2 separate regions of the Homo sapiens genome follow, and region 1 is linked to region 2. Evidence: read pairs that join two places in POLR2A ChIA-PET (ENCODE). Cell type or tissue: endothelial cell of umbilical vein. All regions are shown on one strand. Links, peaks and the distances in the headings refer to the core of each region. The heading gives the core; the rest is flanking DNA.

Region 1 (16,228 bases), core at 5,115-13,114, 290 kb after region 2:
GTCAGAGATTGACCTGGAGGCTTCTGGGGCCCTGTGAAACCTGGCTGAGTGTGTTTTTTAAAAAAGTGTTATGGTCTGAATGTTTGCATCCTCCCAAAATTCATATGTTGAAATATTAACCCCACGGTGATGGTATTAGGAGGCAGGGTTTTTGGGAGGTGATTAGCTCATGAGGGAAGAACCCTCATGGATGAGGTTAGTGCTCTTACAAGAGGCCAAAGGGAGCTGATTTGCCCCTTCTGCCATGTGAGGTTACAGTAAGAAGATATCCATCTATAAGAAAGCGGGCCCTCACCAGCATCTGGCCATGCTGGCACTGTGATCTTGGACTTCCCAGGCTCCAGGACAGTGAGAAATAAATTTCTGTTGTTTATAAGTCACCCAGTTTAGTGTATTTTGTTACAGAAACCCAAACAGACTAAGAGAATAAGCTTCCAAGAGTTCACCCATCCTCTGAACAGGCAGAAGGATACAAACATGATGAAACCAGCATTTGAGAAAGAGTATGGAAATGGTCCCTTGCCAGGGTCCCCATGTGTCACCATATGCAAGTACCATAAAAATACTTATTCTTCTTGGCATCCCCAACAGCATTTAGAATTGATATGACTGCTGGGTACTTTGTCACAATTCACTTGTTAGTCTTCACCTAAGTGGTTTTATCTCTGTGTTTAGCATTTCGCCTGTATTGTCTCCCACCCTTGGCCCACCTCTTACTCTACCTGCTGCTATTGTAATTAGCTTTATGTGGCCAAATTTGACAGCACCTCACCTCAGCTACACCATGGACCTCTTGCTTCCTGTCCCAAGGCCCCTCTGACATCAAGGCTGAGAGAGATGCCTGTGGAACCCATTCACATACGCAACCTGGAAGTGCAGGAAGGTAAAGTTTCACAGGCAGCCCTTGATCAGTGGAAATAAGAGCTGGCGGAGAAATGCTTCCTCTTCGGTGTCCCTAGGCAGGTAATTCTGAGGCACATTCTTTTTTTGAGATGGTCTCGCTAAGATGCCTAGGCTGGAATGCAGTGGCGTAATCTCAGCTCACTGCAACCTCTGCCTCCTGGGTTCAAGTGATTCTCCTGCCTCAGCCTCCCGAATAGCTGGGATTACAGGCATGCACCATCACACCCAGCTAATTTTTGTATCTTTAGTAGAGAGGGTTTCACCATGTTGGCCAGGTTGGTTTCAAACTCCTGATCTCAGCTGACCCACCCACCTTGGCCTCCCAATGTGCTGGGATTACAGGCATGAACCACTGCGCCACTGTGCCTGCCTGGCCTCTGAGGCACATTCTATACAGTGTCTCAGAAGCTCCTGGAGGCTTGAGCTCCATCACTCACAGCATTGACTGGACAACACACCCTTCTCTGGGCTTTCCCCTCTTTCCTCTTTTATTGTCCACAGTGTCTCATTTCCATTTCCTGGGTTTGCCTCTCAACCAGATGTAACCCACTGTCTTAGACTGCTTGGAAGTGGCAGCACAGTTGAAGGGTAGAAGGGAGCCAGGCTCAGAACCCCATGCTTAGTACCCTCAAGTCATGAGAACACCAGGACTACATCTTGGAGCCAAATAACATGTTTGCAAACAAAATATACACAAGGAGCAGTTTGGGAGAAGCAAAATCATCAGCATGGCTGGTTGAACACCTTCTGTGAAAAGATTTGTTTTCGTTAGATATTCTAAATGTTACCTTCCAGCTTCAATAGGTCAATCCGTTTCTTTCTTCTATGGACACAGGGACCATGTTTTTCAGGAACAAATGACCCTGAGCTGAGAATCCTTGTGGGGCAATCTGCTGCATTATTCCCTGATAAATGGCCTTTACCATAAAGATGTCATGGATTGCCACAAAGAATATTCTAAAAAAGGAATATTTCTCATTATGAAAAATCCTGTGAAGACAGTTATCACAGTTTTGCTATGAACTGTCATAGCAAACAGTTGTTTTCTAGTTGATACAACATTATTTTGTGAAGTCTTTTATTTATTATTAAAATGAGAATTCCATTAATTTCAGTCTTGTGTTTCTAAAACGTAATATTTTCTCATAGGGATCAGGAATCAGGCAAACATCTTTCATTTTTGTCTAAGATGGTTTTGGGTAGACAAAAAGTGAAATGGATTCCATCTCTCACAAGTACAAAGCTGCCTTATTATTGGAGTCCCTCCATTATGCATTGTGCAGAGGAGCAAAAGTAATCATAACATGAAAATCTTTACTAATGTTATTTATTCATTTATTCACTTAAAATTCATTTATTCACTTAAAAATCTCTCCCCTAGTTAACACAAAATTTGCCATTTACTTTAACAAAATAGTATAAGTCTGCAAAGTGAAGCTGTAAATCTTACAAAAGATGTGGGATTGGTAAAGTTGATAAAAGTGATGTTGACAATTGTTTGAATCATATGCAAAGCTATAGAAAGATAGGTGCAGCAAACCACCATGGCACACTTTTACCTATGTAACCTGCATATCCTGCACATGTAACCCAGAACTAAAAATTAAAATTTAAATTAAAAAAGAAATTAAAGAATCAGTAAAATAAACAATAAGTAAAAGAGAAAAAAATGATAAACTAGAAGTTCTTCATAAATGTTTAAAAATCAAATGATTAAGAGGGCCCTTGAGAAAATACTAAAGTCCTAAAATATTACTATTTTTATGATAGGGATATCATGATGTGGTATTATACTATCATAAAATTTGGTAGAAAAGTTATGTGAAGAAATCTACTTGTTTCATTTTTGGTTCTAAAGAGTAATTTATAGTTGCAATTATAGCCCACACTTTAAAATATATGATAATGTAAACCTCTTTTGGTAATTTTTAGGTTTTTTCTTTTTTTCAAAGTGACGTTCCATTCAAACGTTACTCTCAGGCTCAAACTATTTATGCTGAATTTTTAGTTCTTGCTGTAAATGAATTCACTCAAAGAAGCTCTTGCCCATTATAAATTGTCCTGTATATGAAATCACAGAATCATGAATCAAGGCATTTTAGAACTTGGAAAACATTTTCAGGAAGCCATCTGCCTTTGTATGCCCACTTTGCAGTTGAACATTTTAGAAATTGGATGATACAGCTGACTGTCAGGGATATGGCAGGTAGGGGGAAAAGATAAGATTCTAAGTCTTATGATTCCCAACAGTTATCCCTACACTATGCTTATGCAATTTTGCCCAAATCATCAAAATTCTTTGCATCTGAGAACTCAAGAATTATACTTGATACATGGTCATACCTATAAAGTTTTTGGAGAAGATTGAGAAAAGGTGCCATTCAAAATTTAAATATAGTTACATAATTCTTGATTACTTGGGTCTCTGGATTCGAATGGAAGTACAGATAATTGAAAAAAAAACCTCGAATGCTTAAAAATATTTTAGCTCTGTTCTGTTTTATAATGTATGACATTCTCAAAATTACATTATATTTTTACTCTGAAGGTTTTAAAATGGTTTTTGGCCAAAAGTATTAAAATTCTGACCTAATAATCTAAAAACAGTAGATAATTCAGAAAGTATTTATATTAAGCTTTGTAAAACCTTATAGAATATTCTGGTAGTGAATTTATCTTTTCTAAATATATCTTGAGAAATGTGTAAAATTAGTTTGTCTTTCCTCTGAGCACAAATCACTAGTAGTGGGTGGTAGAAGAAGTCAGTTTTGAATTAAAAATTTGTCTTAGATAATCCACTGAGCCAAGAATATGCATTTAGATGTTACAGAGTTGCTCGTATTTCAATTTTTTAAGGCATTAAGAAAATACTCAAAATTGAGAGAGATGTTTTTGGATCATTAAAACTACTTAGTATCAATAAGAAATACAAATAAAAAAAACTCACCTTATTACTTATTGCATTATACTTGATTCCCTCCCATGTCCCCCTCTTGAAATTACAGCTGGTTAACAGATGGCAGACACTAAGATTGCACAAAGAAGCAGTCACACGCACACATGCATCCTCTTAATGAGGCCCCCACTTCTTAGGGTGTCCAGTGAAGACTACTGGCTGAGAAAGACCCAATTGGCAGTCTTCTGTCAGAGCTAATGTGGAAAGGGGAGGGTTTGGGGATACATTAACTCTGTATGTGTGTCCCACAAGACCAGTGGCTAAGTCACATGTTCAAAGTTCTAACATAGTGGAGCCTTCTCTGAATGTTCTGTGTTGTTGTTGTGTTTTTTTTTTTGTTTTTTTTTTTTGTTTTGTTTTGTTCTGAGACACGGTCTTACTCTGTCACCCAGGCTGGGGTGCAGTGGCGTGATCGTGGCTCAATGTAGCCTCGGTCTTCCAGGTCCAGGGGATCCTCCTACCTCAGCCTCCAAGTAGCTAGGACTACAGGCGCATACCACCACACCCAGCTAATTTTTGTATTTTTTTTTTTTTTTTTTTTGTAGAGACAAGGTTTTGCCACATTGCCTAGGCTGGTCTTGAACTCAGAGCTCAAGCGGTCCACCCACCTCGGCCTCCTGAAGTGTTGGGATTACAGGTGCGAGCCATTGCGCCAGGACTGAATGTCTATATTCTTGAAGGAGACCTTCTGGGGCATGTTGAGTAGGGAAGTGACAAGACCAAGTTGAAAAGACTGTTCTTGCTGCAGTGAGGAGAGTGAACTTTTTAATGGCTGTGCAGAGGAAGGTTGGGGGTGCGTGGGGGTGGATGGCTACTGAGGCAAGAGGGGAAGCATGGAGACTCATAGCTGGCTCTTGTGGTGGTTCAGATGAGGGATGATACAGCTTGATCTAGAGAAGTGCCCAGATTCCAGAAAAAGTAGAGTTGAATCAACAGGACATGGTGATTAATTGGCAGTATGAGCGCAAGAGAGAGAGAGGTCTCAAGGAAAGCTCCCAGGTTCCTGGCTTAAACATCTGGTTGGGTAAAGCCATTCATAAAAATGCGGGAAATTCAAATAGGTGGAAGTTGGTAGGAGACAATCAAGAAGTCCATGTTGGACATGTTAAGTGTGAGATATCAGTAAAATATTCAGGTGGAAATGCCAGGGAGACCACCTGGAGCTCAGAGGCGAAGTATAGAGAGAGTGCTGGAGACTTCTGTTTTAGGACGTTTTATGTCTTTCAAAGCACTTATATTAATTTAATCTCAGTCACATAACAATCTCTTTATGAGCTCAGCAGAGGAGATATTGTTATCCTACATTTCACAGGTGAAAATTGAAACAAAAAGACATTCAGAGACTTTGCCAAGTTCACATCCCCTGATCCAAGGACATCCTATGGGATATGGTAATGTGATCTTGTTCTTCCATCTCAAAGTCTTACTGATTGGTTTAGTCTGATTTGAGACTTGCTTTCTAGTTTTCTACAAGTGGATCAAGAAGCAGGGTTTTTCCTCTTTAAAGAGCATCCCAGATTCCATAAGTATTAAAGGGCCACAAGTCAACTTTATTGCTGTCTCTTGTCTCTTGAGGTCCAATGAAGAAAGAAAAGGGATTATTTTCAGCTCAAAAAGAGTTCAAGGCCACCCATGGTTCCCATCAACCCTGACAGAGTAGGTACTGCAGAAATGATGGCAAAGGTACAGCCTATGGTTCTGCAGAAAACTGTTGTGTGTGTGTGTGTGTATGTGTGCACGCCTAGTGCATGGAGGGACAGTGCTATCATCCGTTGGGTCCCAGCAGGAACAACAGTAGACCTGTAGATTAAGAGTTTGTTCTGTTGCCTCAGGCAGTTGGTCTTCAGGCTCTCACTCTTGCGGGGCATCTGGGTGTCATCCTAACTTATCACGAGTGTCTGGGCATCCAGGAGTTCAACTACCTAGACATAAAACCCGTCAGTTCTTTTAAAACATCCAGCTAAAAGTCAGTCACATTTCAAACCTATCTTTGGAGGCTGTAAGAACCCCTTATTATAACCAAGATGCAATAGGCTTAAATTTTTGAGGGAAAAACCTGGTGACCAGACAGTCTTAAGAAAAAGTGGGGTTTGCTTAGGGAACTCGATGCCCCAGGGATGTACATGTCTCAGAAACCAGGGCCAACTTCAGGTTCCTTTGCTCCTTTTCTCTAGCCAAGGTTCGTCTAGCTTTAAACATATTTTTCTCTGTGCATATTTGAACACTCCCTTGTCCTTTCAGCTCCAACATACTTTTTTTCTCCTTTCATTAACTTGACATTAAACATGTCTTCCCTCAGCTGCTACACAGACTCTATTTTCAGTAGGAGAAGGTGAACATTGCTGCACTTTGGGTTCAACTAACATCTTGAACTATTTTTCAGATGTTGTGCGTAAACCCAAACCCTAAATAACTTTAGCTGAATACTTTCCCTTTATTTTTTATAGCCTCAATATGTATATAAAGGGAAATATATCCCACATGGTTCTGATTTTATTTATTCCCAATTCCTCAAGAGGTTATTTTCTGAGACATGGTGGAAGTTCCAGAAGCTTCATGAACATTTTTTCTCCCTCAGCAAAACCCATCTTTCTCAAGCTTAGAAGACCCCCGATCAGTAACTTCGTCATCAAAGTTTTCTTCTGAACTATGTAAACTGCAGGAATTAGGTCCAAAGAGTGTCTCCACAGTTGTCTTCCAGTCTTCAATTTCCTAGATCTTCCTAAGTCTATGTATTTAGGGCATTAGAAATGTACATACCTTGAGATTTTCTTTCAACTTGATCTTTCTGGTTTCAATCAACCCACAAAGATGTACTTAGCATCTCCAGTAGGTCCAGCCAGTGCTGGAGAGAGGTCCTTGGGGGTTGTAGAATATAAAAGTAATTTTGAACAAAATGCCTTTCACTTGGGCCAGTAGAGTGAGGGTGTCTGTGGCCTGTTAGGAATACAGGGCTAGAAAGAAGGTAGGAGAACAGGTGGGCAGTTTAGAAGTCATGAGACCGAATGTGCTCCCAGAGGAGTCAGAATCAAAAGGGAAAGAGAAGGTTGCAGGGAAAGTAAGGAGGCACCAAGGGTTGGGAAGGAAGGTCTGAGATGAAGCCTGGGAGAGCATCCAGCGCTCTGTAGGATGAGAGCAGGTGTCCTTGTCCCCTGAATCCGCGTGTCTGTGTCTCGTGATGCATCTTACAACAGATTATTGTTGCAACAGGAAGGGTTTGCTGATGGAAATCATTTTTCACATACCAGTTTATTTTCATACTGAAGGAAAAAGCCGGTAGAGAAATTTTCTCAGAACTCACATCCTCATGGGTCACTTGGCACTTGGGACAGACACTGTGAAAAAGTGACAGGAACTAGTTTTTTCTTAAAAAAGATATTCCTAAAAGAATAAACAAACTCAAGCAAAACCACTAGATCCACTAAGGACCCAAACACTATTTAAAAATGCCCAAACACTTAAGCTGGGGGAACAGAGGAAATTCCAGGGAACAACTGAAAGAAGAGGAGAAGCACTTAAAAATAGGTGGGGTTCATTTCCTCAGTGCACGAAGTTTTCTCCAACCCTTGCCTCAAGGCTTCGTGTTTCTGGTATTAATAATTCACAGGAAAAGGTAATGAAGTAACCCTAGTCTGGTCCGGAATGGAAATGATTTAGAGCTTTAATGAAGGACGTACCTTACCAGGGAGTTTTCTCCATAGCCGTGTTATGCATCTCCTAACACGCTCTCCTGGGTTTGTTCTGACTCAAGTATGGTTTCATTGATGATATAGAACAGTTTAATGTTTGGCAAAAGAATTACCACCTCGAGCTTGGGACAGCTGACTATAGATCAATTCTGCTTCCACAGCCAATTTCTGTTGGGCATGATTATCTGAAGGCAGCTCTTGGCTCGTGTATACGATTAGCATGGTTAAATGAAGATTTAATGACCCAGGATTCAGCTGTTTAGTTTTCAGTATACCTACATCTTCCAACTAATCATTCTGACACACCCTTCCTTAAAGGGAGCAGTACATCTGGGACTCATTTTCGTAGACACAATCAGGGGCTTGAGCACCAAAGATGGTACCATTCTACAGGAAGTGACTCAGAGTCCGATGAGAGTGAGTGTGTAGGAGTTATTGCTACCTGTCCCCAGAACAGCGAACATGGACTCAGCACCGTTATGAAAGGTCTGTATTTCTCAGCCCTCGTCCTGGTCCCTTGTGGTAGAATGAAGGAACTAAGACCATACCAACCTGTCCAAACCAAGAAAGTAATTTCACATCAGAAAGAGATTAACTCTCTCAACCCTCCGTGTTCAGCTTGCTGGTTATTATTTCACGACCCATCCTCTGCTTTTGACTCCTGATATTCAGAGAAGGCCCTCCTCTGAAGTGAACAAAGCCTCTCCTTCGTAGAGGGTGCCTGCTTTCTCCTGTACCTCCCCAGCAATGATGCATCCCTGTGAAAGCAAATTGAGATGCCTGCTCTCCCTCCCTCCCTCTCCTGAGGCTTATGGTTGCACAGTGGCTGTGGCTGGCTCCACTGTGGAGCTGCTGGGGTCTCTGTAATGTTATTTGACTTATACATATTTTATTATGTTTGGCTGTTGGTGATATTTAGATTAAAATGATTTCCAGATTATAATAAGGGCTGCACTCCATTAAAGGAGAGCAGTTAGATCACTGACCATGTTAAAATCCTCAAAATTGGGGACTGTATATCAAGACACCTAGGAAAAGGGTTTCAAAAGTTGGAATGGGGGTAACATGGGAAACTCCACAACCCATATGTAGCATTTTTGGCTTAAAGGAACTGCTGAACCTTGAAAAAGATTTATACCACATTTATTATGATGCGACAACATCACCAAGGATATAAACCAGTCACTGGCACTCTCTCAAAGAACACATCATTGTAACTCGTTATAACAATACTGCTGTGATATGTGCTTGTAATATTTATAAAGGCTAAGCTATGAAAACAGTACATGCCAACTGTCAGCAGTGATGTATCATTTAAAACAAAAGAGAGTGTACACAACATAATGGTTTAAATGAACTCCATAAAAATGCATTGTTCTGCTGAAGCAGTTTGGCCGTGTGGACCTCCAGTGTCATGCACTGCTTTCCAGGATTTTCTGTGGCTTGGCCTCTGGGAGCTCTTTCTAGCTCCCTTTGCTGTTTTCAGAAATCCTGCAGTGTTCTTGGCAACCTGGCTGGACTCTGTATCTGGTTACTTAGTTCCTAGCAGAGTACCTTGCTAAGAATGCTTGTAATCTATATAGGTAGGCTGATTGGAGTTTTTTTTTTTTTTTTTTTTTAAGACAAGGCCTTACTCTGTCACCCAGGCTTGAGTGCAGAGGCGTGATCATGGCTCACTGCAGCCTCAACCTCCCAGGCTCAAGTGATCCTACCACCTTAGCCTCCCGAGTAGCTGCAGCTACAGGCATGCACCATCACACCTGGCTATTTTTTTTTCTATTTTTTGTAGAGATGGGGGTCTTGCCATGTTGCCCAGGCTGGTGATTTGATTTTTATATGGGTGTGGGACACTTGATGGCCAGTGAGAGGGTGAGGCAAATGGGTTTTACTTCCTTATAAAAAGAAAGGTGATTAAGGGGGCAATCAGGTGGCCTGGCTGATAATTTAGCTCTAACTTTGGGTATGTTCTGTGAAGATGCTCGTGGAGCTTTTCTGAAACCAGCAAGATGTGATTAACCAACACTACCCCAGTGAGACAGATGCTGGGCAGGTGAAACCACAGCAGCACCCACCAGAGTGGGAAAGAGAAGGAACATTTGATAGTCAACTCAAGAAATAACTCAGTGACTTCTGAGGAGTGGGCAAGATGTTCAGTTCATACATTACTTTAGTAAAAAGCCAAGATGGCAGGTAAAATCCCTCCCATCAGTGCAGGATGGAGAGAGGAAGATAGGGAGAGTAAAAGGGAGAAGGAAAGGAATTCTCTTACAGAGATGGCTCTGTAAAGTATGAGCTCTGAACACGCAGACACAGGACATTTTGTAATTAGTGGATCAGCAATGACACACAGAAGGCAATGGTCCCTTATTAAAGGAAGAAGGTAAACAAGACACATTCTCTTTGACCAGTCTTTGTTAAGGGTTCCAAACTTATTTGGAGGGAATTAATAGACCACTGGGAAAATCTGGCTGAGTATGTTTGGAGCTTTACAGGCATTTACATGTAAGTGTAAATGATCTATTTAGCAAGCTGTGTATTTTTTATGCTATAGTATAGGATTACTTGTCTCAAATAATCCTTTATTCTTTTTGATGTCCTTAGAAGTCTTGAATCAAAACAACTTCTGGTATTTTGAAGAAGTGATACCTAAATTATCTAGGGTCAACAGACAACATTTACAGTCAAAAAACTTTGCCCAACTTTTTTAAAATCTTATTTATTTTATTATACTTTAAGTTCTGGGGTACATGTGCAGAATGTGCAGGTTTGTTATATGGGTATACACGTGCCATGGTCGTTTGCTGCACCTATCAACCTGTCATCTACATTAGGTATTTCTCCTAATGCTATCCCTCCCTTAGCCCCTCACCCACCGACAGGCCCTGGTGTGTGATGTACCCCTCCCTGTGTCCATGTGTTCTCATTATTCACCTCCCACTTATGAGTGAGAACATGTGGTGTTTGGTTTTCTGTGCTTGTGTTAGTTTGCTGAGAATGATGGTTTCTAGCTTCATCCATGTCCCCGCAAAGGACATGAACTCATTGTTTTTTATGGCTGCATAGTATTCCATGATGTATATGTGCCACATTTTCTTAATCCAGTCTATCACTGATGGGCATGTGGGTTGGTTCCAAGTCTTTGCTATTGTGAACAGTGCCGCAATAAACTTACGTGTGCATGTGTCTTTATAGTAGAATGATTTATAATCCTTTGCGTATATACCCAGTAATGGGATGGCTGGGTCAAATGGTATTTCTGGTTCTAGATGCTTGAGGAATTGCCACACTATCTTCCACAATGGTCAAACTAATTTACACTCCCACCAACAGTGTAAAAGTGTTCCTATTTCTCGACATGCTCTCCAGCATCTGTTGTTTCCTGACTTTTTAATGATTGCCATTCTAACTGGTGTGAGATGGTATCTCATTGTGGTTTTATTTGGATTTCTCTAATGACCAGTGATGATAAGCTTTTTATCATATGTTTGTTGGCCGCAAGAATTTCTTTTGATAAGTGTCTGTTCATATCCTTTGCCCACTTTTTGATGAGGTTGGTTGTTTTTTTCTTGTAAATTTAAGTTCTTTGTAGCTTCTGGATATTAGCCCTTTGTCAGATGAATAGATTGCAAAAATTTTCTCCCATTCTGTAGGTTGCCTGTTTACTCTGATGATTGTTTCTTTTGCTGTGCAGAAGCTCTTTAGTTTAATTAGATCCCATTTGTCAATTTTGGCTTTTGTTCCCATTGCTTTTGGTGTTTTAGTCATGAAGTCTTTCCTCATGCCTATGTCCTGAATGGTATTGCCTAGGTTTTCTTGTAGGGTTTTTATGGTTTTAGGTCTTGTGTTTAAGTCTTTAATCCATCTTGAGTTAATTTTTGTATAAGGTGTAAGGAAGGGGTCCAGTTTCAGTTTTCTGCATATGGCTAGGCAGTTTTCCCAACACCATTTATTAAATAGGGAATCCTTTCCCCATTGCTTGTTTGTGTCAGGTTTGTCAAAGATCAGATGGTTGTAGATGTGTGGTGTTATTTCTGAGGGCTCTGTTCTGTTCCATTGGCCTGTATATCTGTTTTGGTACAAATACCATGCTGTTTTGGTTACTGCAGCCTTGTAGTATAGTTTGAAGTCAGGTAGCATGATGCCTCCAGCTTTGTTCTTTTTGCTTAGGATTGTCTTGGCTATGCAGGCTCTCTTTTTGGTTCCATATGAAATTTTAAGTAGTTTTTCCAATTCTGTGAAGAAAGTCAATGGTAGCTTGATGGGGATAGCATTGAATCTATAAATTACTTTAGGCAGTATGACCATTTTCACAATATTGATTCTTCCTATCTGTGAGCATGGAAATAAAACTTTGTCCATCTTTATCACTCTTATAGAATGACACCTACAAAGTCATTCCTCCTCTGTAGTGCCAGTCACACAATTGAGAGCAAATGCACCTAGAAGGGCAGTGAGGAAAGGGGATGAGAATGGGGGAAAAGCCAAAGAGTGGGGCCACAAGGCCCAGGCCATTAAATGGGGGCTGTGGTTGGTATGAGAAGATGGGGGCAGGAGGATGGTAACCACAGCAGAGAGGTGGCAGACCTAGGGGATTGGGAGGCTCAGAGAACACATTTCACAGATTGTTCTGGGAGGCTTAACTATGGTGATAGCCCTCCTGGCTGATCAGAATGTAATAACTTGGTAACTTCTAGTTTCAGGAAGGTATCATTCCACCGCAGAATTCCTACAGAAATTCCCACTCTCACCAGAGGGCTCATCAGGGAAGGAAGCTGGGATCTGTGCTTTGAGAACTCTTCAAGTTAAGATGTTGTCTGGGAATGTCCATGTCCCTCTGGAGAAAAAGGGCCCTGTTTCTCACGAAGCAATCATTCCTGGAGGCTGACTTGCTTTATCCATGCTCTATCAATCTGCCACCTTTTGGGAGAACTAAATCTAGTCCAAACATTTTTATAATGCTATTTGATAGTTTGAAACTGAGTCATATTTTATCAAACCTCCATTGTCATAGTTCCAACAGAGAGGTTGAAGAGCTGCCCTCTAAACACGAAGTTTTAAAAAACAATCTGTGTTCCTCATTAGCCACAGACTTTAAATTTTACTGTTGGAAACTTCTCAACTTAGAAAAATGTTAGGTGAAACAGCCTTAAATGTGGGCTTTCTCACGACTGTTAATATTTGATGTGCATACTGAGAAATACTCTTGCTACAGAGTTGGATTTGTGTCTCTGTTGTCCTCAAACCCCAAAACTTAAAGAACAATGAGAAGAAGACAAAGTGTGAACAAAAGATTTAGATGCTCTGAAAATCAGCTATACTTTATCAGGGTTTGGTACTGAAAACCCAGATTCTAAAGTCCGGGTGATGAAGCCTTTTCTGCATGCAGGATAATGGTTTCTGAATAGCAAATCGTCTCATACATAGGTCTCCCTGGTTGATTTCTGCATGGGTCTCAGAGATGACACGGCTTTCTCACTAAGGAGCATTCATTATTTTAGATGTGCCCTCATTTAGCAGTAAATCATCAACAGTAGAAGTGCAAAATTTGGAAATGGAGATTCAGCTGGAGAAAATGCTATGTTACTTCTCTCCTTTTGGAAATATTTTATGTCCTTCATCCCATCACTGCATTATACATTTAAATAAGGAATTCTCCTGTGTAAATTCCTGAACAGACACTACAACTTTATTTGTAATTTTGAAATTGGAAGATACCTTAATCCACCCTTCAACTTTACACATGAGAAAAACAAGACCAGCAGGAGACCAAGTGACTTACTCATGCTCATATGAAATAAATTGTTTAATTTAGGGGTTAACTCAACTTCTAAAGTGAAATAAAATGAACCAACCAAGCACCTGCTTTGTTTCCTATTGTGCACTGAGTGAAGGTTAAAATTCGAAGTTTAAACCTGAGCAGCAGCCCCTCTACTGCCCTCCCCAAACCTCCACTTCCAGACTAAGGGAAACTGGTCAGAAAATGTTCTTAAGAGCTTTCATTCATAGGATTGCATTCAGGCTTTTCCTTTTTGTGGCAATCAACAGTTATAATCAGCAAGTGGGTCACTGCTGGCCCTGATTACAGACAGGAACAGGCTTTATAAGTGTATGGTAACACCAGGCAGGCAGGACTGGCTGAGGTGGAACAGAAAAAGGAGCAACGGGAGGAGAAAGGTGCCATGGCCCCAGAACCTTGCTCTGAATTGTCAGCTGGAAAAGAACAGTGCCTGGGTGCAGTCACTCTTCCTTGAGCCTAAGATCATAGCTTTTCTTCTGGGATAGCCTGGCACTCCACAGACAAGCTGGTGATTCTGAGGGAAGTTTTGGTTCCTTTCTCTTGGAAAGAAGCCCCCTGAGCAGACTGTGAACGTATTTTGCGTGTTAATTATACCTATAGGACCTATTCGGTCTTCTATTGAAATTCGTGGTTTACTCTCTCTTCTCCAGCAGTCCACAGGCACCCAGCTGCAGAGTTCTCCCGAAGGACGACCTGTGTGTGCCTCCTCCAGGGCACGTCTGTGGCCAACCGGGCGCTCAGGAGCCTGTGGGGTGGAGTCCTTCTCCGTCCTCTTTGGCCCTCCCTCTGACACTCTCCGCAACCTTTGTTTTGGATTTTCCTCCCTGTAAGCTGTCGCTGTTTCCCGTGTCTCTGTCGCCATTCCCTCGGTGGCCGGTGCGCAGGGGATACCAACGCAGCCGTTGCCTGGGGACTGGGCCTTGTGCGGGGCCGGTGCTGCGGGCTGAGAGCGAGGCGGGCAGCCCCAACAGTGCGAGGACCGGCTGGAAAGGTTGAAGGAGACTCAGATTGCCAACGGGGCGGCTACTCTTGCTGCAAAGGGAACGAGGACCCGGGCTCTCCCGGCCTCACAGCTGCTCCCCTCCTGGGGATTGGCCCAGGCCTGCACGGCCTGAGCTGCAGACTGCCTGGAGCAGCTTCCGCCGATGGCCGGGACACGGCCTGCCCCTCCCCACAGCGGCGCTTCTGTCCACAGCAGCCGCCCAGCGCAGGCTCCCCCAAGGTTCCCCGGCAACCCCCACTACAATGCAGCGCTGTGGCCTGCGGCGGAGGCAGGAGGCCCGGTGGCGGGTGTTCTCTCTGGCCTGAGCTCTCAGATGGCGCCCATTTTGATGTGCTTGTCATTGTCAGAAAGGCCATTCACAAGCCGAGATACTTTCCTCAACGAGACAAAAACACAAGCGATGCTTGCCTTCCCTCCACTCGGAGGGCCAGGAGGGGTTCAGCGTTCTCACCTCTATCGCTGAGATTGGACACTAATAAGGGAGGATGACTGTCAGTTATTTGTTCCAGCTGGAAGCAGGGGTACAAAAACAAAATCACCTCTTAAAGTTTTTTTCTAGAACTGTATATGAATCTATTGGATTTGGGAACATATCCCATTTGTCCAAGCAAACGTGATAGCCACATACACACAAAGAACCCGAGAGATCATAAATAAAAAACCAAAACTCAAAAGCAACCGCTCAAATAAAATCTGCCCAATATCCCCGAAACTGCTGACCACTTTTATAATCTCCAATGCGGAGTGTTTCTCATGACTAGCAAAGGGAGGGCTTAGGGACGATGATTCAGAAATTGGCCTGAGCCAAATGTGGGTGTCAGTCTCTGGTGATATTTGATGCGCCTCAAGTAACCACAGGCAGAGGAGGAACAGAGCCTTCAAATGAGTTCTGGCTTGTGAAAATGACTCAACTTGTTTGGGGGGTGAACTTGAAAGTGTGCAGCCCAGATGTCAACTTTAAGATCTACTCTGCCTGACACAGCTGTGGTCTTCAAGTTGCCTTGGGATTGGGTGGAGCCACACCCACAGCTGCAGCCGAGCTGTGCTATTTGCAACTCCCCCAGGGCCAACTGCTGTGAAAAGAACAGTTTATTACAAAAAATAAAACAAAATGCCAGCTCATCTTTACAGTTTCACGGTCTGCCTTGGGGAAAGGAAAAGGAGTTTTAGTTTTCACCCCTTGTGCACCAAGTGTGCTGTCTGGGGCCCGTTTTGGAAAGATCTGGAAAATTCTCTACTGTGCTGTTGACTCACTGTCTGACCATGGGCCTGCCATTTAACTTGGCCAGCCACTGCTTCTCTGTTTGGGAAATGGAGAGAATGGCATTTGCCATCTACCACATGGTGATGTATAGAGTGCTTTGGCAACGAAGGTAGATCTGAATGAAATCTGTGATGCGTTATAATCATTTTCTTCAAACAAAGATAACTTCAATCATTGTTTCAAACAAAGATAACTGAGTTTGGGAAAATTGTTTGTCCTGACAGCCTTAAGAAGCTCATTCAAGTTGATTCAAGGGCAGGCTTTAAAAGAAAACAGTGTGTCTGAAAGACTATGAAATTGGAATATTGAGGCAAATATTAAAAGTTTTCCTACTCTAAATACAACACAGACAAAAGACAACAAAAATATCTTGTTATCAAATGAAACATCAAATTACTAGACTAAAGATAAAAAGTGCTTTCCCCATAATATTCAGCAGATAGGCTAAATGCTACTTATTTAGTGTTAGAAAAACAGACCCCTTGTCTATTATTTCTCAGTGCTTAATATATTGAGTTTGATCCTTTGAGCCTAGAAAAATGAGTTTGCACTATATATGTGTGTGTGTGTGTGTGTGTGTGTGTGTGTATGTGTATATATATATTAGAACCCAGCC
Region 2 (16,228 bases), core at 3,481-11,480:
GTTGTGTACACACCCAGCAAGTTATGGGCAATTAGTAGTTTAAGAGAGAAAACTACTCTGCCAAATATCCAAGTAACTATGGAAATACTTTCCTTACCTTGAGTGCCCTAATTTTATGGTAGGTGTGTAGTCTGCACATTTAACTCAAGTGTTAGGTGCCTACTGTGGAATGTTGTAAAGCCAAGGAGACACTTCAGGGAGATCTTGTTCTTTTGTCTCCTGTCCTCACAAAAGGAAGAGGAAAGGTGACCTGAAGACTTTGTTTCTTGGTTAGTGTTCCCTGAGAAAGGCAGCTGCACATCAAAAAGTTCTCAGTGGCTGAATTCCCATTTCCAAAGTCAAGAGTTACAAAGGAGGCTGGGAAAGGCTAGTAGTCACAAATTTCTACTTCCTGTAACCCAGACTGAGTATCTGGCGGAGAGAGAGCACAGACAGTGCCTTTCTGATTTCAAAAATGAAATATTTTCAAATGAATACTTTGGAAGAGGTACAAGCACAAAACTTGAAAGTTGACAAGAGAGTATGTGGTTAAAAAAAACCCCAAAACCTATTCTCTAATCTATTTCACCCAAACTCCCATTTCTCATCCCGGGAGGCATTCATAGTTGACCAGAGTTTATGTAAACTTGCAGAAATATGAGAAAAAGATGCAATATAAAGATACAGAATCAAGTGGATACTTGGGACAGTTTTGGGGAGTACGTCCTTATTTTACAACTATATCTTTAAGTTCTTTCTATAGTTCAACAGAAGGGCTAACGGCCCAAATAATTCAGATAAGAACCTCAGCTCTTTTAGCTAGATTTCTAGATTCCAGTATAATGCTTTAAATCTAATTATTCATAAATCTAAGCAACTGTGAAAGATTACCTTTTTTATAAAGCAGCAATATGATTAGTTCTCTTAGAAAATTGGAGTTACACTGAAGTTCTCATTCTTTGCACCTATAGTTGAATGGAGTTGAAGAAATAAAATGATCAGCTCCAACAAACTCAGCTGATTAGAGGGAAAAGATACTGCTTAAAAAGCAGGTCTGTCAATATTATTCTTGTTTCCCCGGCTGCCCTTTAATAACTTGATGCTAATTGAATCTTGTTTGAAACAACAGCCCCCCTCTGAGCTCTACTGCTATTTGAAAGAACTTGTTAAAGGACTTGTGATCTGCTTGCTTACAGCCACCTCTGGGCTTCCCCTGCAGTGGTCTTTGACATGACAATGTTTCCTTTTTGATAAGCATTTAAATGTACACCTAAACAACAACAACAACAAAATACCAACATGCTGGGTCATTTCCTTAATCTACCACCCTTTTCTCTGAGAAAATAAAGCTTTTCCTTCTGAAGCTAGTACTAGCACTTAGCCCTGATGGATGTCTTCCTTGATGAAGGTGGCTATTATGACATTCGTATAATGCTATTCTATGAATCAGGCCAATATTAGCTATTTTTTGCCCAACCCCAGGGATCTTTAAAAGCTTTCTTAATGCAGATCACTGTACAGCTATATTCAGTATTAGGAAGAGTCCTGGCTGGAGATCGGGATGAACTAGGTGACCTCTGGAGGTCCCTCCCAACAATGAAAATGCTACAATTTAATGACTTCTGCATATTTTATTTTAGACCTATCATTTGAAGGGAGTTAGGCTCTAAGAGAAAGCAAATGTGCTGTCTAGGATTACAGTGATACTGTGTTTATACAGGAAAAGAGGATTTTAGACACTATCAAATACATGTTGTCAGTGGAGGTACCTAGGCAATGTGGATCATTTACAGAGCATTCCTTTTCCTATTATTTTGAGCCTTGTGTTATTTTGAGTCAGATCTCCATGAAGTATGAGGTTACTATGTAAACTGCAACTACTCAAACAATCCCGTTTCTATTTTACAAGATTTCAAACTAAATATGCTAATTTACCCTCCAGTGATCTGTTACAAGGATGAATACACAGTGGACAGTTCTGGCTGTTGTATAATTAACTATTCAATGTTCCTTTGTCTTCACATAATGACCATGTGTCTACTTTTCTGGATCAGGATAATTGGGAGTGAGGAAAAGGAAAGCACTTAATAATATATAAAATTCCCATAAGTTGAGTACTAGCAAATGAAGGCTTTGCTGATATAAAAACCTAAAGCAATGTCACCTAGAGTTTCAAAAGATTAATTGTGTGTGATTTATGCTGCCTCAATCTCAAATATGGTGAGGACCAACACCAGAAAAGGCTGTCTGATTATCGTGTCATCCAAAAAAAACAGAAGCAGGCTCAGGAGAGTTGCATTAGCTCTGAAGTTCTTAATTATTCCTTATGGCCAAAGAAATGATCTATATTTGCTGAATATTGAATTTGAAAACCTCAGGATCTAATCAGTTTCCGAGAGTTGTTTAGTCTGACCACAGACCTCTCAACAAGAAAAATGCCCATTGTTAAAACTTTATTTGTGGTTTTAAAGTAAAACCATAGTGGACATATCTCACGAAGATAAATATCCGTCTAAATAGAAACAAAGATGTTCATGGTTTTTACCTCTATCTAATGTTTTCAAGTCATGAACATGCAACAAATCTGCAAAATAACTCTATTTCAACATCTCATTTGTAATTGCTTATTACGTTGTACTTGTTATTCAGAAATAAAATTTCTATAGAAACTGTTTAACTAGATTCAATAATGAACCAAGAGGATGAAAATCCTAAATATTGGTGTGAAAGGAAGGTCTATTACTTAGCTTGTAAAGATTTCAACATAATCTCTTCTCCTTCTAGAAATCTTACTGATGTATTTTGGAAAGAAGGGCCAAAGAGTAGTCATTTGGACTTGTCATAGCTAATAAACTATTACAAGTTTATTAAAACTGACACTTTTGAGGCATTTCTAGAAGGTGCTGGACTCTTCAGCACACTGAATTCTTAGGGATTTTGTAGAGCCTAAGCTTATACAATTTGGGGAAACCTCTTTAAGGAAAAAAATACAAAATTGTTAATACAAAATTCCCAGGATGTGGAATGGTTCAAGTTAGTGAAGTTTACATTTCACTGGGCTCATAGTAAATTCATATCTGCCCCTTCCTTGAAACCATCACTTTTTCTCCACTGCCATCATTGCCTATGAGATAATAGCAATGATCGCTTTTCTCTAACATCTTAGAGCCAGAGTCACTCTTTCTCTTCAAATGCATCAAATAGTGGATAATGGGGACAAGGGCAGGTTGGCACTCTGTTCTACTCTCTTAGCATCTCAATCTCACTGTGCTCTTCTGGGCTACTGGGTGGCTGACTTTAGCCAGTGGCTTTTCCCATTCTACTGCCTTAGAATGGGAACCCTATCTCATCCTAGAGGTCCCCTTCTGTTGTGTTTTCTTCTCAAAGATATAAACAGAAGAGAAAGATATAGCTGGAGACAATGCAGCCACATTGTTAGCGTCTAAACATTTCCTAGGATGGAACCACTGAGGCTGAAGTAAAGGACCCTGAACAAATAACATTATTATTTTTCTTTTCTTAGAAATGGGATCTTGTTTTGTTGCCCAGGCTGGTCTTGAACTCTTGGGCTTAAGTGACCCTCCTGCCTTAGCCTCCCAAGTAGCTGGGAATATAGGCATGCGCTGTCACACCCAGTAAGAACATTATTCTTTTGCTTTTTTTTGAGATGGAGTCTCGCTCTGCCGCCTAGGCTGGAGTGTACTGGCGCAATCTCAGCTCACTGCAAGCTCTGCCTCCCGGGTTCATGCCATTCTCCTGCCTCAGCCTCCTGAGTAGCTGGGACTACAGGCACCCGCCACCATGCCTGGCTAATTTTTTGTATTTTTAGTAGAGACAGAGTTTCTACCTTGTTAGCCAGGATGGTCTCGATCTCCTGACCTCGTGATCTGCCCACCTCGGCCTCCCAAAGTGCTGGGATTATAGGTGTGAGCCACCGCCCCTGGCCAAGAACATTATTCTTAAGGGAGGAGACCTGGATTTCAGTACCAGTTGTATTTTCTGATTAAAAGGAAAAATAGCTTGCCTGGTCTTAGATTCTCCTATAAAACAAAGTGGGTTGGTCTGGATGATCATTACATTCCCTTATCACCTTAGCATTTCTTCACAATCCTTTACTGTGCTGGTTATTACTGAAGAGTATTTAGTAGTACTGTAGCTCTGTAAGATTAATGTCAATGAGAGGCTGGGATTGAAGTAATTTCTGAGACCTTTAAAAATTATCTGGCTTGGGCCAGGCCCGGTGGCTCACGCCTGTAATCCCAGCACTTTGGGAGGCCGAGGCGGGCAGATCACGAGGTCAGGAAATCGAGACCATCCTAGCTAACACGGTGAAACCCCGTCTCTACTAAAAATATAAAAACAAATTAGCCGGGAGTGGTGGCGGTTACCTGTAGTCCCAGCTACTTGGGAGGCTGAGGCAGGAGAATAGCGTGAACCCAGGAGGAGGAGCTTTCGGTGAGCCGAGATCGCGCCACTGCACTCCAGCCTGGGCGACAGAGCGAGACTCCGTCGCAAAAAAAAAAAAAAAAAAAAAAAAAAAAAAATTATCTGGCTTTAGAATCTGGGTGTATGTGCATATGTATATGTGAACTAGGTAATGTTCCTCATTTGTCTACCTGATGAACTAAAAGCTAACGATGGTGAGAGCCTCCAAAAAGACCACTTTCCTTTGAATAGATAAACTAGATCTTAACAAGAGATTTTTCAAATGGTGTCAGCACTTTCTATTTGGATTCTCAAACTCCTTGTCCTTAATTCCATACTTCAAAGTTGACAACTTTCAGAATAGAGAAGTCATATTGAGTCTTTTCTCTTCCTTTCAGATAAATGGGATTCTGAAGTGAATGCTCCGTTCTGTCGAAGAAAAGAAATATGGATAAACAAATCTCTCCTTCTTTCCATTAGTCAGCAAACTCTATTTCTCCTTCTCCATTGGCTTAGTCTTTATCATTTCTCATTCAGCAATGCAACTGATGCCTTATTGGTCTCCTTGCGTCCAGTCTTCTTCCCAGTCAATCCATTTGAAAGCCCTGCTTTCGTTGTATTGTTCCACTTTGAACTCTCAGTAGCTGCTGGTAGCAAGTAGAAGAAACTCAGATGTTTTTAGCTTGGGATTCAAGGCCCTCAACACCTGTATCCAGCCATCTTTTCCCTGATAATTTCCCACCATTGCCTGACACACAAACTTTACCCCCAGTTAGTGTGGACTGTTTATACTCCCTGCAAGAAACTTATGCTTTCCTGCCTCTGAACCTTTTCTCACATCATTCCTGTCTCATACGTCTACTTTCTCTCTGCCTATCCAAAGTCATCCTTTGTGGCACAGCTCAAACCTCACCACCTCTATAAAACCTTTTTTTTACATCATCCAAATTTAAAGCTGACTCCTCTGAGCTGCTGTAGTATTTATTGTTTGTATTACCTGCTTAAGCACTTAGAATCTCCTGCCATATTATGAGAGGTCTTTTTCTCTTTCTGCCTTTCTTCCCCTATCATTAGTTCCCCTTGCATGGGCATATGTATATTTCATCTATCATTGAGTATTTTATACATAATAGTGGTCCTATACCATTTGCTGAATGTTGAATGTGGATCAAAGCTTACAGTGCTACTCATCAAGTGCTTTCTACCAGGTGAGGAACACTCTGATAACTTACTTGCTAAGTATTCTCTATATTTCATCACTTATAATAGAACACAAGTGATTTTTGACTACACAGTAAAATACAAATAGGAGGCTAGAAAGCTGAAGGAGGGAGAGCTTATAGACTTTCCTCCTTATGCATCTGGTACATTCTTTTGATTAAATCCTTTGTATACCAATAAAGTGTGAATGTTATCTAAAACAATCCCTTTTATTATTTTTATTCTTTCTTTCTTTTTTTTTTTTTTTGTGAAATGGAGTCTTGCTCTGTTGCCCAGGCTGGAATGCAGTGGTGTGATCTTGGCTTACTGCAATCTCCGCCTCCCTGGTTCAAGAAATTCTCCTGCCTCAGCCTCCCGAGTAGCTGGGATTACAGGTGGCCACCACCATGCCCAGCTGATTTTTGAATTTTTAGTAGAGAGGGGGTTTCGCCATGTTGGTCAGGCTGGTCTCGAACTCCTGACCTCAGGTGATCCACCTGCCTCGGCCTCCCAAAGTGCTGGGATTACAGGCATGAGCCACTATGCCCAGCCAATCCCTTTTATTCTTACAGAATGTAATTTATAATGCATTTTGGTTGTTGTTTGAGGCTTTTTAATATATTGTATTTGTTACTTATTATAGTTGTTGGAGTACCTTATGGCAACAGAACTCCTGGAGAAAGATTGACGAAACCAAATGAGGTCTAGCAGAGGGTTTCTAGAGACAATTAAATGTAGTAGTTACCACAGTGAACCTTGGAAGCAGACAGGCTTGGGCACAAATCCCGGGACAGGTGACTCAGTGTCATTCAGCTTTACATTCCTCCCTTAAAAATGGGAATATTAATGTCTCTACTTCACTGACTTGTGAGGAAGAACAGAGATAATACATGTGGATCATTTAGAACAATGTCTAGTGTAACCTTTGCTAATTATTAAGACAGAATGGGTAATGAGCATTGTGATAGGCATTTGGATGGAAAGACAGGGACTGAAGGAGAGAAATACTTACATATATGACAAATATGTACTGAGTTTCCAGGTGCCATGCACAGACAATTACCAATTAGGATTAAAGAGATACTGGGAAGGGAAGAATCATTGCAGTGAATATGGCTGGAGAGAATAAGTAAAGTCTAGGGTTATTCAATACATTTAGCAAAATACTGGTGGTACATAATAACAGAGGAAAGGAAAATGGCAGCTAATGAATGCTTGATGACTGCAATGGCTGGGCACTCACTAAACTAAGCCCCAAGACCTTAGAAGAAGCCCGGGAGAAATAAAGGATGGAAGAGGTGTCAGGCCATTACCCACTGCTTCTAGTTTACTGGCTTATTCTGAGCACAGAAAACTTAAATCCATCACACTTTTGTTCAGTTTTTTTCTATCCAAAAGGACATGTGAATTCACATACATGGCACTTTAGAGGTCAGGTGCCATAAATTAGAATGCAATGATGATTTACATACATTTCCTACACTGTAGCACCTCCCCAGGGTTGAATTTATCATTCTTTAAAATAGAGAGGTTCAGGTTGTGTTCTGTGGACATCAAAGTGAGAAGAGGAGTGATCAACCACATTAACTCCTGTTGCTGCAGAAAGGAAAAATTCTTCCCTCTACCTACTCTGGCAGTGGGGAATTGTGAATTTTCTCAACTGTGCATAAAACTGTAACTATTTCCGGCCGGGCGCGGTGGCTCACGCCTGTAATCCCAGCACTTTGGGAGGCCGAGGCGGGTGGATCACGAGGTCAAGAGATAGAGACTATCCTGGCCAACATGATGAAACCCCGTTTCTACTAAAAATACAAAAAATTAGCTGGGCTTGGTGGCAGGCGCCTGTAGACCCAGCTACTCGGGAGGCTGAGGCAGGAGAAGGGCGTGAACCCGGGAGGCGGAGCTTGCAGTGAGCTGAGATCACGCCACTGCACTCCAGCCTGGGCGACAGAGTGAGACTCCGTCTCAAAAGCAAACAAACAAACAAAAAACGAAAACCAAACAAACAAAAAAACTCTATTGCCATTGTGGGTCTATAAAAACCTACCCTTAAACTGAAAAAAATAAATAAAAACTTGCTGCAAAAAGGACACGTTGTGGTCTAATTAATGGCTGAAGGACAGTTCTATATAAATAGAAATTATTTTTCCTGATTGCTTATGATCTAATTGTCAAAATAGTGTTAGTATTCAATTGCCTGTATGAGTAATTACTCTATCATATGTAAATGTTTACATCTCCTCTTACATCTGAAACTTGAGTCACATTTTGAATATGTGAAGTGTGTTAGCTTCATATAGGGGGAAAAAAACTACTCGCTTATGAAATAATTGTAGGTCGGGCACCGTGGCTCATGTGTGTAATCCCAGCACTTTGGGAGGCCGAGGCGGGCAGATCATCTGAGGTTGGGAGTTCAAGACCAGCCTGACCAAAATGGAGAAACCCCATCTCTACTAAAAATACAAAAATTAGCCGGGTGTGGTGATGCATGCCTGTAATCCCAGCTACTCAGGAGGCTGAGGCAGGAGAATCATTTGAATCTGGGAGGCGGAGGTTGCGGTGAGCTGAGTTCACGCCATTGCACTCCAGCCTGGGCAACAAGAGTGAAACTCCGTCTCAAAAAAAAAAAAAAAAATTGTAGAAAAGGTAGATTCTATGTGAATATATAAAATGAGCTCCAAATGATGAATTAAAACAACAATATTTCTTATTCAGACAAAAATAGCATACTATTTGTCCCTAAAAATCTTAAAAAGATTTAAAATTTAAACTTCCTTGGGTTAACCTGCCAAGAAAGTCCAATAAGCTTCTGTTTTGACTGCAAATAAAAGCACACATACAACCAGAATAATCTATTTTTCTAGCAGCATATGGTTCCTTTGGGAACTTCAGAAACAACTGTGTTTGTATGCTTCAGAATTGTCACATGGGGAAGCTATCTGAGAATTCTCAAGGCCTGTTTTTATTAAAGGTTTGTAATTTGGGGCTTGGCCCTTGATTTTAAAAAATTTACATATTTTAGAGGACAATGTTATCTCAATTGGTTCCATGTAAACACAAACAATTGCAGCTTAGATATTTTAGTACACCAATGAAATGAATGAACTTTGTTCTGAATGAACTAAGAGGAATAAAGGTATTGCTTTATACCTGTCCCTAATTCAACATGTGTCACAATGACAAAGGTAAGCTAGCTGCAATTCATATGTAAATAAAGACTAAAGGTTTCAGATGTTCTATTTCTGCCTCCTTCCAATTTTAGTTATAAAACATAATTATCATTTGGAACTCAAGATGAATAGATTTAGCTTAAAGCTTTCTCAATTAAGATTATGTAGTATTAGAATTGCTTGTTTATTTATTTATTTACTTTTTTTTTTTTAAATTAGAGACAGAGTCTCACTATGTTGCCTAGGCTGGAGTACAGTGGCTATTCACAGGCACAATTATAGATAACTAACTATAGCCTCTAGCTTCTGGGCTCAAGCCATCCTCCTGCCCCAGCCTCCCCAGTAGCTGGGACTACAGGTGTGTGCCACCATGCCCAACTGATTTATTTGTTATATTTTTAATTTTAGGAACACTTTAATAAAGTTCAACAACACATTTGGATTGCTAAAAAAATCCAAACTTGTAAATATTTTTCTCCCATACTTCTAGAGGGCTCTCTTAGTGAAGAAGAAACAGTTATCTGTTAGTTTCATCTGGTTTCTCTCTCTTATTACGTCTAAGTAAATGTAAATTTAATATTTTTATTTAAAAATAGCATGCATAATATGTATCCAGTTTTATAAAATTATTTCTATGTACCAAGTTATTTATGCACCGATCACTCCTAATATCTGAGTGTCTACATAGAGCTGTCAAGAAAGATGTTCACCTAATATTAATGATGGTTACTTCTTTTTTTTTTTAAGTTCAGCTTTTTATTGAACACGTTATAAAAGAGGTTTAGTCAAAAAGACCAAGGCCCATGTCATCATCAGACTCCTTGGATTCTTCTTTCTTTGCTTCCACTTTCTTCTCCTCAGCTGGAGCAGCAGCAGTGGAGGGGGCAGGACGTCCTGCTGGTGCAGCACCAGCTGCTGGAGCAGGTCCACCAGCCCCTACATTGCAGATGAGGCTCCCAATGTTGACGTTGGCCAGGGCCTTTGCAAACAAGCCAGGCCAAAAAGGTTCAACATTTACACCGGCTGCTTTAATGAGGGCATTGATCTTATCCTCCGTGACTGTCACCTCATCGTCGTGCAGAATGAGGGCCGAGTAGATGCAGGCGAGCTTGGAGACGGAGGCCATGGCACGGGCGAGTGTAGGGCAGGCGCTGCCGGACGCGGTGCTAGTCGCAGGATGAAGTGAGGGCCTTACCCCAACGCGGCCTTAGCTTCCTCGGAAGGACCGAGCAGCTTGGCGGCAGCTGAGGGAAGGGGTCGGTTTCTTCTACATAGTAAGATTTTGTTGACATTTTTTTCTTTGTAGTGATTTTCTGTTTTGCTTAAAATTTAAATAATTAAATTCAGAAATAATAAAGTCATTACTTTCAAATATAAGAAAAAGGGCAAAATTCATCTGGTAGCCACAGTCATTGCATTTATTTTTGCCAGTGGAAGGTCCCAGAGGAATTAGATAATGCTTCTCATGTGCCAATTCTTGAATAATTAAATAAAAATGTCTGTGATATACATGGGTGTACACATGAGTCAAATAAATGATAGATAAGGTCTATCATTCATTTCTTCAACAGGGAATTGAGCATTTGAGTGTCACATATGTTCAATTTTCATCCTACCAGTTGGAAACAAGTTCTGAATTGTGTTGATAAAAGTGGAATTCACGATTAGCAAAGTAATAAGAAAAGTATACCTTTAGCTTAAGTAAAATGGAGAATCCAAGAAATGTGGAAAACTATTCTATCATTTTTCTATACTTATAATACAAAATTAAAGAAATGTTAAAAGCAAGTTTATAAAGATATAGGCACACTTTTTAAAGGATGCATATTTTTAGTAAGCTTTGCAGTTTTCTAGGGAGCAACACTAAAATATTCTTTAATTTTTGTTGTAGCAAGATTTATAAAATTTGATAGTGGTCTGTGTAACATACATACAAACACAAGTCTAATTAAGCCTCAAGAAGGTTAGTAAGGGTTAGGTAACCATACTAAGAAAATGCTAGTCCTTCCATTAGTTTTATTTAGAAGTTGGCTTATTTCACTAGCAACTTGATCACTCGGGGTATGCCTGAGAGGACTTAAAACAGATTTTTTTTTTTTCCAGATGGGGTCTCACTCTGTCGCCCAGGCTGGAGTGGAATGGCGTGATCTTGGCTCACTGCAGTCTTAACCTCCCAGGGTGCAGGTGATCCTCTCATCTCAGCCTCCTTCCTGAGTAGCTGGGACTACAGGCGCGCACCACCACACCCAGCTAATTTTTTGTAGAGATGGGGTTTTGCCATGTTGCCCAGGCTGGTCTCCAACTCTTGGAATCAAGCAATACGCCTGCTTCAGACTCCCCAAATGCTAGAATTACAGGTGTAAGCCACTGCACCTGACTGTCAGATATATTCTTTTTCTAATGGTATTAGGTATCTTCATTTGGCTGAAATTATTTAAATCCTTTGGAGGATCTATTACATAGCTGCCATTGTTTTGGCTTGCCCAGTATTCGTTTTCTGTCCCTCTAACGACCTGACACTTTTTCTGTGGGAAAAGGAACAGCTGATTCCCGTGCCCGTGATGGTGATACCTGCCCTGGCGCCTGTGCCAGAATTACATTCCAGGTGTTGCTGTTGCCTCCTGCGTGTGGAGTACCCTCCGAACCTAGTTTCCTAGCCCTCCTAGAGATAACTAAAGTTAATCATTTTTCTTTTTTAAGCTACCTTTAGTGGGTCCAATGTTTGCCACTCAGAACACAGTGTGATGCACTACCCTCAAGGAACTTACAAACTCAGTAGAAAGGAAGATTGGATAAGTCCAAAAATAATATTAAGTGCTTTATTGGCACTTCACATGCTTAGGACTGTGTCCACACAGCACAAAATGAAGCGGCAGGCTGGCAAGCATCCAGTTGCTTTAACAAATTTGGCAATGCATTGAAAACATAGGGCTACAATGTCGATCATAAGATTTCTGGAGAAGGGAACTCCACAACTTCCACTGGTAATTGGCTGCTAGCTGCTTCACAGACTCTGGCAATGGAGAAGTGAAGTCATTCTTTTCCCCCTCCATCTCTTTTGGTTCCTAAGAACTTTCCTTCTCAGCTCAAAGTGGGAATTTTGGACTGAGTGATGACAAAGATCCCAATACTAATTGCTTCTGGCTTAGTTTCATGGTTGGATTAATTTTAATTCCTTCTGTTTCCAAACCCTTCTGTGCTCCACACTGCACTTTGCATACATCTTTATTATAGAACAATTGCTGTTTATTGCAATTACCTGTATCCATGTCTGTCTCCTCCAGGGCAGGAGATATAACATATTCATCTTTCTAGCTCTAGCTTCTCTACCATATTCACTTTTGCTGTGTTGGGTATTATACTCATTTTGCATATTGTAATTACTGAAGAGATTTTTAAAAAAGACTTGTCTGTTTGCCCACTTTGGTCCTGCTAGAAGGTACTCCATCCCATGCTTGGGTTACAGTGATGAAGCAAGAAAGTCTGTCTCTGTCTCTTCTTTTTCTGAGACTCTTCCGGCCACTAACAGCCTCTCTGTACAGGCCTACCAATACTGTCCAGTCAGTAGTAGATTAAGGCAGCTCTAGGTTCTAATTAGCAGTGTTCTATCTTAACCTAGCTGCTTTTAAAACTGTATACAAAGTTTAGTGTACTCTTCTGCATGTATGTTACATTTTACAATCAAAAGAAGTGAAATAATGTACATTTAAAAATATGTCATCTCCTAAATGAGAAAAATGAGGCACAGAGATGTGGCCTGATGGCTGAATGTACAGCCAGGATTGAAGCTACAGTCATCAGAACTTTTGTGTTCCTAATAGCTCTCTGGGTTTCTTGAAGCCAGGAGGAGGGGAGAACATCAGGTTACAATTAAGAATCTCTCGGCTGGGTGCAGTGGCTCACGCCTGTAATCCCAGCACTTTGGGAGGCTGAGGCAGGTGGATCACCTGAGGTCAGGTGTTTGAGACCAGCCTGAACAACATGGTGAAACCCTGTCTCTACTAAAAATACAAAATTAGGTGGGCGTGGTGGAGGGCGCCTGTAATCCCAGCTACTTGGGAGGCTGAGGCAGAAAAATCCTTTGAACCCAGAAGGTGGAGGTTGCCGTGAGCCGAGATCAGGCCATTGCACTCCAGCCTGGGCAACAAGAACGAAACTCCATCTCAAGAATAATAATAATAATAATAATTACTCTGTTGAGGTCTGAGTGATAAAATGTCACCTGACACCAAAAGCACTGCAGTTTATGTCCCCACAGTAGAAAGAAGGGAAGGGCTGCCTGGTGATGGAGGGACAGACTGCCAGTGGGGCCCTTTCCCACTCACCCACACTCTACCAGTCATTTCACCATTTTTTGGTTTTGTTTTAGTAAAGACTCTGGTTAAAGTATACATACTCCTCAAAAGGGGTTATATATTAACCTACTATATTAGTTTTCCATTTCCATGTACAAATTATCTCCAAACTTAGTGGCTTAAACCAACAGGAAGCATTTGTTAAACCTCACAGGTTCTGTGGGTCAAGAATTCTGGAGTGGCTTCACTGGGTGATTCTGGCTTAGGATCTTTCAGAAGGTTACAGCCAAATGTCAGCTGGGCTGCAATTTGACTGGGCCTAAAGGATTCACTTCCAACGTGGTTCGCTTATGGCTGGCAGGTCAGTTCTCTCCATTTGAGTCTCTCTGTGGGGCTGCTTGAGTATCCTTGCAACATGGCTACTGGCTTCCTTCAAAACAAGCAATCTAAAAACCCAAGGTAAATGTTGCAATGCCTTTATGACCTAGCCTCTGAACTTGTATGCTATCACTTTGGAATGTTCTAGCAGTCACACAGGTCAGCTCTGATTTAGTGTGGAAGCGTCTGGACAAGGACCTGAAGATCTAGGATTGAGGATCACTAGGGGCCATCTGGGAGGCTGGCGACCACACCCACCTTTAGCTCCAATTTTAATTTCAAGTTAGCTCAGAAACAGGAGAAACATGGGGGTGGACTGAGGTATGGAGGGAGACTTTAAAGTGGCCCCATTGGGAGTGATAGACCCAAAAGCAAGCTTTATCAGCCTTTCCTTGCCCTAAAGGCAGCTTGAATCAGGAAGAAACAGCCTTTGAAGGAAGTTACAGACCTCAGAACACACCCTTGCCTAAAAAGTATAGATAATATGATTCTTCCTTTAAGGAAATTGGGTACAGCTGTGAAACTCTTGACAAATTTCATGATAATCACTGTTATCTGACTGGGCAGCAGTTTTAGTGGCTGCTGCCTCTACCAAGTTGCAGTGTACAATAGCAATGTGGTCTCCTCGTGACTTACTGTCTCTGTCTTCAGAATGTATTGAACAATATTAATTCATTGGTGGTTGTTTTGAAAAACAGGTTTGTCATTACAAATATGATATAGGTTGGGTGTGATGGCTCATGCCTATTATGTAATTCCAGCACTCTGGGAGGCTGATGCAGGAGGATGGCTTCAGCCCAGGAGTTCAAAACCAGCCTGGTCAACAAAGTGAGACCCTGTCTCTACAAAATATTAGAAAATTAGCCAGGTGTGGTGGTGTGTGCCTGTAATCCCTACTCAGGAGGCAGTGGCAGGAGGATCCCTTGAGCCCAGGAGGCTGAGGCTGCAGTGCACTGTGATTGCCTCACAGCACTCCAGTATGGGCAATAGAGGGAGACCGTGTCTAAATAAAGAAAGAAAGAAAAGAAAATAGAATAAAAACAAATATACAGTATACTTATTTCCATGTTCTATTTTGCTTTAAAATGTTTATTAGTATGTTTAAAAGCTGGTGTAAGATCCTCATAGATGCATTAATCAACACGTTCACTTGCTCATTTTTCTTTTAATTTTAGTTTTCAAAAATACCCAAAGGCTACATCCATTACAAGGTAATGGACTGCAAAATCTTATTTAATTGCAGTGAACATATTCACTGAAATTACAGAAAAGGAAAAATATGTAATTCAGTACTTCTATCAATTTAAAAGAATCAAAATAACCTCTGGTAATGAGCAAGAGAGTGATTCTCCATGCTCTCCCTCTCCATCTCTTCCTTCCTTCTCTCCTCACTGTAGCTTTGTGGATTTTAAGAAAGCAGGAGACCCTGGGCCAGAGCATCTTTTGTACTCAGAAGGCCCTGGAGACCTGTGGTTGAAAACTCCTGGGAGATGGATGTATCTAACACTCTCCTAGCTTGATTTTGATACAGGGCTTTAGAGTGACTCACCAATAGCAATTTCTAGAGCCTTCTGCAAACTGAGAATGCTTAGCCGCTTAATTGTGCCAGGGGATCCTTGGGCCATGAGCAGTTGCACTGTCTATGAGTTATTCTGTTGTGTTCTCTATTCATTTCTAAGGTGGCGTGAACCTTTTTTGAGGTGACTAACTATGGCCTTACTCAAACCAATGGTCTTATTTATGATTCGTGAATTGTCTTATTTTAATAAAATATTTTCCCAGGAATTTACAAGTAATAATTAAAAATAGATAAATCATACAAATTCAGGAATACTTTGTACACTCCAAATTTTCTAGCAGATCCTGATATCATTACAGATACAACTATATTTAATTCAATCTAAGAGGGTTACTTCAAACTGAATTTTCCTGCTGTCTACTTCTGGTTCCTCAGGGATCCTATAAAAAATCCAAGGAAATTCCTTGCTGATTGCAGAGATATTAGACTGCAACATATGGTCCACACATGTCATTAGTATTCCTCTAAAGAAAAATGCAAAGGATTATATTTAGAATACCGGGTATGTGTTCAGTGGTTTGAGGTGACCCAGGAGATTATTATATTCTTCTTGTGGAATTTTCTGTAGTTAAAAGATGAATCCAGAATTCTGACTGTCTGGTTTGGACACGAGTCTATCTGTAAGTTTTTGCAGGTGGGAGGCCTGCCAAATTTTCATTATTGGGTGGTGTCTTAAAATCTATTCATCCTCCTCTTAAGGAGAAGATTTTTCAAGTTTCAGAGTTTCTCAGATATATTTTAGAGGAGTCTTTAAAATATTTTATTTATGTTTTATTTTTTAGAGACAAGGTCTTGCTCTGTTACCCAGGTTGGAGTGCAGTGGTGTGTTCATAGCTCACTGAAGTCTCAAACTCCTGAGCTCATGTGATCCTACCACCTCAGCCTCCTGAGTGCCTGGGACCACAGGTTTGCACCACCATGCATGGCTAATTTTTTTTTTTTTTTTTTCGGAGACGGAATCTTGCTCTGTCACCCAGGATGGAGTGCAGTGGTGCAGTCTCGGTTCACTGCAACGTTTGCTTCCCGGGCTTAAGCAATTCTCTTGCCTCAGCCTCCTGAATTAATAGAGATGAGGTCTCACTATGTTGCCTAGACTGGTCTTGAACTCCTTGGCTCAAGCAATCCTCCTGCCTGGGCCTCCCAAAATGCTGGGATTACTGATGTGAGCTACTGTGCCTGGCCTAGAGGAGTCTTTCGACACA

Evidence for each region. ChIA-PET counts read pairs that join two places held together with the same protein. Peaks named below come from ENCODE experiments on the same cell type or tissue, not always from the same donor. Only the 100,000 strongest peaks of a DNase experiment are listed, where the experiment ranks them.
Region 1: POLR2A ChIA-PET joins it to region 2 with 5 read pairs; 2 of 35 experiments call an interaction of 5 or more read pairs at or near these places.

What each region holds. Positions count from the first base shown.
Region 1 is chr2:176,476,164-176,492,391 of GRCh38, forward strand. No RefSeq gene overlaps it. Among named protein-coding and RNA genes, the nearest start is that of NRAL, 23 kb to the right of the region's middle. In endothelial cell of umbilical vein, for the core only: no CTCF peak of the experiment used is centred there; a DNase peak (open chromatin) is centred at 8,898.
Region 2 is chr2:176,191,353-176,207,580 of GRCh38, forward strand. It overlaps the pseudogene RPLP1P4. Among named protein-coding and RNA genes, the nearest start is that of HAGLR, 11 kb to the left of the region's middle. RefSeq lists an enhancer at 918-1,458. In endothelial cell of umbilical vein, for the core only: no CTCF peak of the experiment used is centred there; no DNase peak of the experiment used is centred there.